Linked DNA regions of Homo sapiens: all the other regions are linked to region 3. A link is a contact called in ENCODE Hi-C or POLR2A ChIA-PET data. All regions are on one chromosome and are shown on one strand. The core of a region is the stretch at or near the end of the contact, and the rest is flanking DNA. Distances in the headings are between cores, read along the strand shown.

Region 1 (3,261 bases), core at 200-2,699, 1.2 Mb after region 3:
TTTCTTTGAGCTTTTACTGTTAAGAGGGTACGGTGGTTTGATGACACTGAACTATATTCAAAAGGAAGTAAATGAACAGTTTTCTTAATTTGGGGCAGGTACTGTAAAAATAAAAACAAAAGTTAAGACAGTAAAATGTCCTTTTATTTTTTAATGCACCAAAGAGACAGAACCTGTAATTTTAAAAACTGTGTATTTTAATTTACATCTGCTTAAGTTTGCGATAATATTGGGGACCCTCTCATGTAACCACGAACACCTATCGATTTTGCTAAAAATCAGATCAGTACACTCGTTTGTTTAATTGATAATTGTTCTGAATTATGCCGGCTCCTGCCAGCCCCCTCACGCTCACGAATTCAGTCCCAGGGCAAATTCTAAAGGTGAAGGGACGTCTACACCCCCAACAAAACCAATTAGGAACCTTCGGTGGTCTTGTCCCAGGCAGAGGGGACTAATATTTCCAGCAATTTAATTTCTTTTTTAATTAAAAAAAATGAGTCAGAATGGAGATCACTGTTTCTCAGCTTTCCATTCAGAGGTGTGTTTCTCCCGGTTAAATTGCCGGCACGGGAAGGGAGGGGGTGCAGTTGGGGACCCCCGCAAGGACCGACTGGTCAAGGTAGGAAGGCAGCCCGAAGAGTCTCCAGGCTAGAAGGACAAGATGAAGGAAATGCTGGCCACCATCTTGGGCTGCTGCTGGAATTTTCGGGCATTTATTTTATTTTATTTTTTGAGCGAGCGCATGCTAAGCTGAAATCCCTTTAACTTTTAGGGTTACCCCCTTGGGCATTTGCAACGACGCCCCTGTGCGCCGGAATGAAACTTGCACAGGGGTTGTGTGCCCGGTCCTCCCCGTCCTTGCATGCTAAATTAGTTCTTGCAATTTACACGTGTTAATGAAAATGAAAGAAGATGCAGTCGCTGAGATTCTTTGGCCGTCTGTCCGCCCGTGGGTGCCCTCGTGGCGTTCTTGGAAATGCGCCCATTCTGCCGGCTTGGATATGGGGTGTCGCCGCGCCCCAGTCACCCCTTCTCGTGGTCTCCCCAGGCTGCGTGTGGCCTGCCGGCCTTCCTAGTTGTCCCCTACTGCAGAGCCACCTCCACCTCACCCCCTAAATCCCGGGGGACCCACTCGAGGCGGACGGGGCCCCCTGCACCCCTCTTCCCTGGCGGGGAGAAAGGCTGCAGCGGGGCGATTTGCATTTCTATGAAAACCGGACTACAGGGGCAACTCCGCCGCAGGGCAGGCGCGGCGCCTCAGGGATGGCTTTTGGGCTCTGCCCCTCGCTGCTCCCGGCGTTTGGCGCCCGCGCCCCCTCCCCCTGCGCCCGCCCCCGCCCCCCTCCCGCTCCCATTCTCTGCCGGGCTTTGATCTTTGCTTAACAACAGTAACGTCACACGGACTACAGGGGAGTTTTGTTGAAGTTGCAAAGTCCTGGAGCCTCCAGAGGGCTGTCGGCGCAGTAGCAGCGAGCAGCAGAGTCCGCACGCTCCGGCGAGGGGCAGAAGAGCGCGAGGGAGCGCGGGGCAGCAGAAGCGAGAGCCGAGCGCGGACCCAGCCAGGACCCACAGCCCTCCCCAGCTGCCCAGGAAGAGCCCCAGCCATGGAACACCAGCTCCTGTGCTGCGAAGTGGAAACCATCCGCCGCGCGTACCCCGATGCCAACCTCCTCAACGACCGGGTGCTGCGGGCCATGCTGAAGGCGGAGGAGACCTGCGCGCCCTCGGTGTCCTACTTCAAATGTGTGCAGAAGGAGGTCCTGCCGTCCATGCGGAAGATCGTCGCCACCTGGATGCTGGAGGTGCGGGGCTTCGGGCGGCTCTCTTAAGACTTCCCTGCAACTTGTTGCCCAGACCCACGTTTCTTTGCTACTCACCCCCCTCCCTTCTCTCCCGCTAGAACTTTGAAGTTTGCCGTGGTGTTTCTAGGGATCCGTATTTTCAAAATAAAAATTGCGGGTATTTTCTGAAGGAGGAAGGGGTGGGGGTGGGGGTGCTAGAAGTAGCGTTTCGTGGGAGGGGAGAAGGGGGTCCGGGAGGGGTGCCTTCGGGAGAAGCCAGTGCCAGGGGCACCCCAATGGGCCCGAGGGTGCGGGCTGGCAGGCTGGGTGCGCTTTGTGTCCCCCGCCTGCGCCCCAGCCCGGCTGCGCCTCAGCGGCCGGGAGCCGCCAACTCCGGGGGGAGGGGGCATAGATTTGATTTTTAAATTAATATCCATGGACACGTATGCAAGGGCCGCTCGTGCCAGTATTATGCGCCATCTTTGCTCTTTTATTGCAAAGCAAAAGTGTTTATTAATAATTGGGGGCAGGGTGGGGGCGGGGAGCGGCCGCCGGGCGCTGGGGCCGCAGCTAAGGGCCGCGCGGCTGCCGGGAGCCCGCGGGAGGGGCGCAGGGACGCGGCATGGGTAGTTTTGGGGGGACGCCGCTAGGGAAGGGGGGGCCTTTGTTCAAGCAGCGAGTCCCGGGGCGCCCCGAACGGGCAGCCTGGGCCGGAGAGCACGGCGAGCTGCAAGGTCGCGTGGCCCCCAAGACGCCAGGGCTTGATCCCCGTCTGCAGGGATATCGGCTTGGAGGACCTTCTCCGAGCGAGCCGGGGGCCTGGGAGCACATTTTCAGACCTTCGGTGGGCGCCTGAGGGGCCCGCAAGTATTTTAAAATAATTTTTGAAAGTGCGGCGTGGTGCCCTTGCGAGAGGGAAACGCCGCCCGCGCCCAGGGGGAAGGGGGGGCCCCGGAGTTTGAATTCCTGGGGCTCCCCCCGGAGCCTGTAACGAACTCCCAACCCCCGGCCTGGGTAAAGGGTCGCCCGAGGGTCATTTTCAGGGTTTTTTTATGCACTTAGTTATTTTTTTAATATTTTTAAATATTTTTTGAAAAGATGACGTCTGGGGAAATGCGGCGCGGCGGCCTGGGACGCCACCTTTGTGTCTCGCAGGCGCGGCGCCCAACCCCGCGGCCCGTTCCGCGGCCCCGCACCCCAGTTGGTGTCGACCCCCAGTCAGAGGGACCACGGAGCTCCAGGGCGGGCCAGGGTCCCGGGGGCCGGCAGCCCGCGCCGCCGCGCACGCCGCCCAGCTGTGCCCGCTCCCGCCCCCACCGTGCCAGCCTCGCGGGGACTTTCCCTTTCAGTTTCGGGGAGGGTGGGTACTGGGGACGCGCGGGGGAGGGGGCGCATCACGGGAAGCTCCTGCCGCCCCCAGCCCCGACCCCTCGGCGCCCTCCAGACCTGGCGGCCCTGCCAAGCGCGATGGGGGGTG
Region 2 (3,397 bases), core at 587-3,086, 1.2 Mb after region 3:
CCTCTTGTAGCCCAGTTTCTTCATCTACAACAAAGGGCTAAATTAGGGATTCCCAAACCTGATAGGGTACTAGAAACACACAAGGAAAATTCAAAGATATTAACTCAAAAGCCTCACCCCCAGAGATTCAGTACGTCTGGAGCAAGGCCCTGGAATCTACTTTTCTTTCTTCCTTTTTTTTTTTTTTTTTTTTGAGACAGGGTCTCTGTTGCCCTGCCTGGAGTGCAGTGGTATGATCACAGCTCACTATAGCCTCAAACTCCTGGGCTCAAGCGATCCTCCAGCTTTGGCCGCTCCAAGTGTTGGGATTACAAGTGAGGGCCACCGCACCTGGCCTGCAATCCACTTTTCTTTTCTTGAGATGGAGTCTCGCTTTGTCGCCCAGGCTGGAGTGCAGTGGTGCGATCTCGGCTCACTGCAAGCTCTGCTTCCCGGGTTCACGCTCTCCTGCCTCAGCCTCCCAAGTAGCTGAGACTACAGGCGCCCACCACCACATCCGGCTAATTTTTTGTATTTTTAGTAGAGACGGGGTTTCACCATGTTAGCTAGGATGGTCTGGATCTCCTGACCTCGTGATCCGCCCGCCTCGGCCTCCCAAAGTGCTGGGATTACAGGCGTCAGCCACCGCATCTGGCCCGGAATCTACTTTTCAAAGTCTCCTAGATAAGTCTGGTTTGCAGCCAGAGTTAGGGGGCCAAAGTTCTGTGAGTGTTCAAGTAGCACTAGCCCAAGTCAACCGCTTCCAAAAAACTGCAACATACACAGGGTTTGACATCACATGGGTAGGGCAACAGAGAGAAATGGCATCAGATCACCACAAAATGTTCTCCGACTGGTACCCGGAGTAGCACTGACCCTGAGGCCCAACAGTGGAACTGCCACTATCTTAACCTGCAGTCACCAAACATGCAAGGAGTGGGCTGCAGCGCCCCATGAAGCAGGGTGCATAGCTCCCCACTTAATAGTTGTGTGACCCTGGAAAGTGACTGTGCCTCCTAGTCTGTAAATTCCGAAGAATAATAGGATCCACTTACTAAGTAGGGCTGAAGTAGATAACCAGGGTGGAACGTTTAGCTCAGTGTCTGACTCACAGCGCGAGCTAAATAAACGTCAGCGCCTGACTGCTAAATGTTCGGCCGCTTTCTTAACTAACATCTATGGACGCGTCCTCTGGGCCGGGCACTGGAAGTCAGCCAGGAGGCAACTCACAGCTCCCCCACTGTCGCAGCACGAGGGGCTCCCCAGGGGCTCTGGAGGGAAAAGGGGTGTGGTCGGGTACATCTATCAGCACATCCATGAATACTGCCGTATGTCCTATGATTAAGGAACCAGAAAAAAAGGCAGCTCCCAGATGGCAAAGGTCTGTCCTCCCAGAGGACGAGGCGGCCTCGGAGGAGGGGAACCACCAGGCTGAGCAGATGTTTGGGGCAGCCCTGACAGGGAAGGCGGGTCTGGAAGAGCAGCTGGGCACGTGCCCCGCCGGAGCGGGCCAGGAGAAGAGGACCAGAGCATCAGGCCCACACTTGTCCCTGCGTCCACGGCCACCAGGCGCTCCCCAATGCGCACGCCCAAGGGACGCCAGGCTCCAGCAGCCGCCCTGGGCCGCAGCCGGCGGCGAAGCCGCTGGGAGACGACCAGACAGGGCGGGGTGCGGGCCCGGCCTCACCACCCACCTCTCATCCGCCATCACGATGGCATCGAATATGTCCTGACTGCCAGCCATAGCGGCAAGCAGCCCGCCCTTGGCCCCCGGGTTTCTGCAGCCCCGCGGTGCCGTAGCAGACCCGGCAGCTTCAGGCACAAATGCTCCGCTTGGGAGGAGACGAGACCCACTTCCGGAAGCGGCGGCGCGGGGCAGGCCGGGTAAGAACGGCACGCGGGAGGGCCCAAAGCAGCCTGTACATGGCGCATGCGCGGCTGCAGCGGTGGGCGGGGCCGGCCTCGACTGAAGCCCCGCCCTGGGGTCCTTTCGCCCTGCCCAGCTCCAGCAAAGGGCCTGTCTGTCCGCGCTGGGAGCGTCCATTGGCCGCGCGCGTGGAGAGCCGACCTGTATTTTACCACTGCAGATAGAACCGAATTTCCCAAAGTGGCTCCGAAAGAACCAAGGAAGAAATGGGAAGTCATCAGCTGGCGCGGTGGCTCACGCCTGTCATCCCAGCACTTTGGGAGGCCGAGGCGCGCGGATCACCTGAGTTCGGGAGTTCGAGACCAGCCTGGCCAACATGGTGAAACCTCGTCTTTACTGAAAATACAAAAATTAGCCGGGCATGGTGGCAGGCGCCTGTAATCCCAGCTACTCGGGAGGCTGAGGCAGGAGAATCACTGGAAGCTGGGAGGCGGAGGTTGCAGTGAGCCGAGATCGCACCACTGCACTCCAGACTGGCGACAGAGCCAGACTCCGTCAAAAAAAAAAAAAAAAAGGGAAAAGAAATGGGAAGTCATCAAAGAACCGACGCCTCAGGAGGCTCCAGGCCAGGAGGCTCTGCATGTGGGATTTTGGGCAGAAATTTGTCGGTTTTAGTTCTCATATTTGTCATTTCCATGAGATGTGCTTTCTGAACACGATTTTTAAAAAGGGATTTCAAAGTCTAAGCGACAACGGAACTCAGATGAGAAACACCAGAAGCATTCCTAATAAAGTCAGTAGTAAAACCTCACGTGACCACTGAACATCTTTCTACCAGCCCTGGCCAATGCAGTAAAACATGAAGCAAGAAGTGGAAATACCAAAAAAAAAAAAAAAAAAAAAAAAAGGCAGAAATACTACTATTTGCAGATATGATGGCCCACGTGGAAAACCCAAATAGTCACCTAAGACGTTCTCAGAATCCATAATCGCAGCAAGTAGCTATGTGTATGATGAATAGGGAAAAAAACACTTTCTGTTATTCCAACAATAATTGGTAGTAACCTGAGCAGGGGTGGTGATGGGAAAATCGCCTTATGATAGTCATAATACATTTCTTAGAAATAAGAATTTCTAACAATTTGAGCAGGACCCATATAAGGAAAACTACAGCTCTACCATGATTGAGGATTGGGGAACTGAACAAGTGCAGTACCAAAGAAAATTCCATGAGATCTGGTAAAATGTGTCAAAATCCTAAACTTTTTCATCCGTATGAATAAACTAATAAAAATAACTAAGATGTTTTAGAAAAAAATGATTTTCATATCAGATATGAAAAGATAAAGTGTCAATATAAATATTGTGGTATGTTGGTTCAAGAAGTGGCAGACCAGTGAAATAAAGTAAATGGCCCAGACAATGGACTCTCATAGATGTAAAGCCTTCTCATGTGGTAAAAAGAAGAATTACAAATTAATTGGAGAAAGGAAATATTAACTAATAACTATAATGGAAAATTGGTTGTTTGGGAAAAGCTTGGTTCCATTT
Region 3 (3,165 bases), core at 103-2,602:
TGATGTCCGGGACCTCGGTCCTACCTGGGAGGCACAGATATGGCGGGGAACGGGAAGCCCGGGGGAGCATTTAGAAGCTCGTGTGCACAGGGAAACCCTGTCTCTACAAAAAAATTAAATTAGCGGGGCCCAGTGGTGCGTGCCTATGGTCCCAGCTACTCGGGAGGCTGAGGTGGGGGGACTGCTTGAGCCCAGGAGGTGGAGGCTGCAGTGAGTCATGATCACCCCACTGCACTCCAGCCTGGACAACAGAGCAAGACCTTGTCTCAAAAAAGACCCCAGGCCAGGCGCGGTGGCTCACCCCTATAACCCCTGCACTTTGGGAGGCTGAGGTGGGCGGATCACCTGAGGTCAGGAGTTCGAGACCAGCCTGGCCAACATGGTGAAACACCCGTCTCTTCTAAAAATACAAAAATTAGCCGGGCATGGTGGCGTGCACTTGTAATCCCAGCTACACGGGAGGCTGAGACAGAACTGCTTGAACCTGGGAGGCGGAGGTTGCAATGAGCTGAGGTCGCACCACTGCACTCCAGCCTGGGGGACAACAGGGAAACTCCGTCTCAAACAAAACCAAACCCCAAAAGTTCTCGTCTAAGTCCTTCTCCCAGGACAAGGGCACTTATCTCTTGGCGGTGCGTCACAGGTAGGGATATTCCGCGATCCCTCACCTTGACCCCGCTACGAGGACAGCCACCTCTTTCAGGTAAAGAGATCGCAATGGGAAATCATTCTGATAAAAATTCCCCTGTGGAGAATGCAGGCATCGATCCCGTTACCTCTCACATACTAAACGAACGCTCCTCCACTTAAGCTGATTCCCTAGCCCGGCCTAACCTTTGCAGCCGGCGCATATTGTGGCTCACGTCACCACCGGTGTCCCCCGCCGCCCCCGCCCCGCCCGGCCAGCTCGCCACCCTATTGGATCCCTCACGGCTCCGGCTCCACGGCCATGATGGGCTTGGCTCAATTTAGTTTTAAAAAGCATTGGCCACTCGGATTGGTGGTCCGAAGCGTCCGTCAAGCGGAGGACCTGCTGTTGCTACGGCGTAGGGGGTCCCAGCCAGGTTTCTCCCCGTTTCTGATTTGTTTCTCAGGCTCCGGGGTCCTAGAGGTTCCGGATCCGTCAAGTCCATGGGAAAAGAATGCGCCCCTCGCGCTTGACTGACGAGGCTTGCGGGCCAATCGGAATGTAGTCAAAGGAGCCGCTAGGCGATCCAATAGGTAGTAGGGGGCGGGAGAGAGGGGCCAATGAGCCTGGAGCTGGGGGCGGGGGCAGGGCCGCGATTGGCTGAGAGGCGGCCAGAGGGCGGGCGGGGGGGAACTCAAGGCCTGCTTGATACGTCCGCCATTTTGGGCGCTTCGCTGATGGTGTCGGTGAGCGCGTTTCCCGCCTGAGCGCAACTAGCGGCGGGTCGTGGGCACCTCCAGGTAATGGGGGTAGGGGAGGCGCCGGAGCAGGCCGCGGCGCGGGGTGTGCGAGGCGCGCGGGCAGGCGCGGGGCCCCTCCACCTGGCCTCAGCGGCTCAGGGAGGGAACGTCCCGGCCCCTCTCCCCTCCCCCCCCGGAATTCGTCGCTCCGCGGGCCCGGGAGGCGCGGCGCCGAGTCCTTCCCGGCCGCTCCCCGTCCGCTCCTGTTAGCCGGGGGCCCCGCCAGGACGGGCGCCGGGAGCGGGACGCGGTCGGGGCGGCGACTTTGTGCCTCGTTGACGTTCGCGGCCTGGCGCGGCGGGCGGGCGAGGCGCGCCCCTGACCCGGCTCTGGCTCCAGCCTTCCCGCCCGCCGGCCGCGGCCCGCAGTCTCGCCCCCCGCCCGGCCCGCGCCCGGTCTCCGCTCCCGCTGGGCCTCCCGGGGGCCTCGGGGAGCGCGTCAAGTTGAGGCAGCAACTCGCCGTCAAGAGTCGCGAAGACCATTGTTGGACTCTGCTCTTCGGGAAACAAGTTTTGTGGGTTTCTGTTAATTCGCCGCAGAGTCATCGGGATCCACACCAGCCAGTTCCGAGGCTCCCAGTACCCTTCCCAGTGGCTTTTTAACTCCTGTGAGGTGGCTTGTATGTAAACTGTCTCGAATGCCTCCCTGGTGTATTTGAGCCGGGGGTGGGGGGGGTGGGTGGTCCTTCTTGTGGCTTGAAGTCCCTCCCTCTTAAAGAAGCCCATTCACTGTTTACTTGGAGGTGTTTCCTGTTGAGGTCCTGCTGGCTGTGATCACAATTTAGACTTTTTAATTATAGGTGAACGGGATGGGTCTTTGGATGTACCTCCGTGCCCTGACGTTTCAACCGCGTGACTTAATGTCATTTTCCTGGTACTTCACGTTTTCTCTGTGGGGCTTTGGGTCTGTTTTGCTTTTATGGGAGGGGGTGCTTGACAGGCGTTCCCTTTCATCCTCGCAGCACTTGTTGACGGGGTGGTGTCCTTTATTCGTGGGACGTTTACTTTGATTTTGTCCTCAAGGTCATGTTGCAGATAGGCTTCAAGGGGGACAGGGACTCCAGGTTTCCAACCACCGAACTGTGCCTCAAGTAGCAAGTGTATGAGACCCAGTTATGGTGGTGGTTGGGTTTTCCTCACTGTGGAGTGGAGTCAGTGACCACTTTTTAGCTCTGTGACCTTGGGCAAGTTACCCAGCTTCTCTTTTTTTTTCTCTGTAGTATGGGAATAATAATAAGTGTCCCAGCCATAAGTTTGTCAGGATAATTGCCCTAATACATGTAAAACAGCTAGAGCTGTGCCTGGCACATACAGTCACCTCAGTGGCTGATTAGTGGTTAGGCTAGTTAATGGCTATTATTGTTTAATTTAAATTTGATTTTTAAATGTTTAGGTACTATTGGGAAGTCAGATGAGCATTTGAGTCCCGACTCTTGGTGACTGCCTTTAGAAAGCTCTGTGTAAGACTCAGTTGGGCTGAAAAAGTAAAACTATAAGTTATTTTAATTTTTTCAGGACAGGGTTTTTGACCATTCCTTAAATTAGGAACATTTACCGGAGTAATTAATGAGTAGTAGCGCCTCATAATGTTTAAAGAGATGGTTAAATACAGAAAAGCCCATCACAAGCTTAAGTCGGGCTTTGTTCCTCATGTGCTTTTGGATACTAGTTTCTGGGTGACTGCCACCCGAATCAGTAACTAGGGTTTCTTAGTGTAAGTCCTCCTTGTTACTGAAAA

The links. A loop is a pair of places that touch in the nucleus more often than their neighbours do. ChIA-PET counts read pairs that join two places held with the same protein, here RNA polymerase II (POLR2A). Pooled maps may share reads with other maps.
Region 1: a loop to region 3 is called in a map of right cardiac atrium, with 7 times the contacts of the local background. The contact joins the promoter of CCND1 here to the promoter of PPP6R3 in region 3. A Hi-C loop is called at or near these places in 1 of 168 maps with a recorded cell type or tissue (right cardiac atrium) and 13 of 50 pooled maps. POLR2A ChIA-PET finds 5 or more read pairs at or near these places in 2 of 52 experiments (MCF 10A and activated B cell).
Region 2: a pooled map shows a loop between it and region 3 (31-fold over the local background). The contact joins the promoter of LTO1 here to the promoter of PPP6R3 in region 3. A Hi-C loop is called at or near these places in 2 of 37 single-sample maps with no recorded cell type and 15 of 50 pooled maps. POLR2A ChIA-PET finds 5 or more read pairs at or near these places in 1 of 52 experiments (activated CD8-positive, alpha-beta memory T cell).

The regions. Positions count from the first base shown.
Region 1 is chr11:69,639,707-69,642,967 of GRCh38, forward strand. It overlaps CCND1 (cyclin D1), which reads left to right and starts at 1,450. Exons shown (of 5, transcript NM_053056.3): 1 at 1,450-1,805. The coding sequence starts at 1,608. RefSeq lists enhancers at 1-213, 1,721-2,423 and a silencer at 3,046-3,185.
Region 2 is chr11:69,673,517-69,676,913 of GRCh38, forward strand. It overlaps LTO1 (LTO1 maturation factor of ABCE1), which reads right to left and starts at 1,837. Exons shown (of 5, transcript NM_153451.3): 1 at 1,674-1,837. The coding sequence starts at 1,723. RefSeq lists a silencer at 1,419-1,508 and enhancers at 1,629-2,129, 1,999-2,198.
Region 3 is chr11:68,459,400-68,462,564 of GRCh38, forward strand. It overlaps PPP6R3 (protein phosphatase 6 regulatory subunit 3), which reads left to right and starts at 1,353. Exons shown (of 24, transcript NM_001164161.2): 1 at 1,353-1,428. RefSeq lists silencers at 764-913, 1,224-1,593, 1,604-1,653, 1,704-1,813 and an enhancer at 1,024-1,083.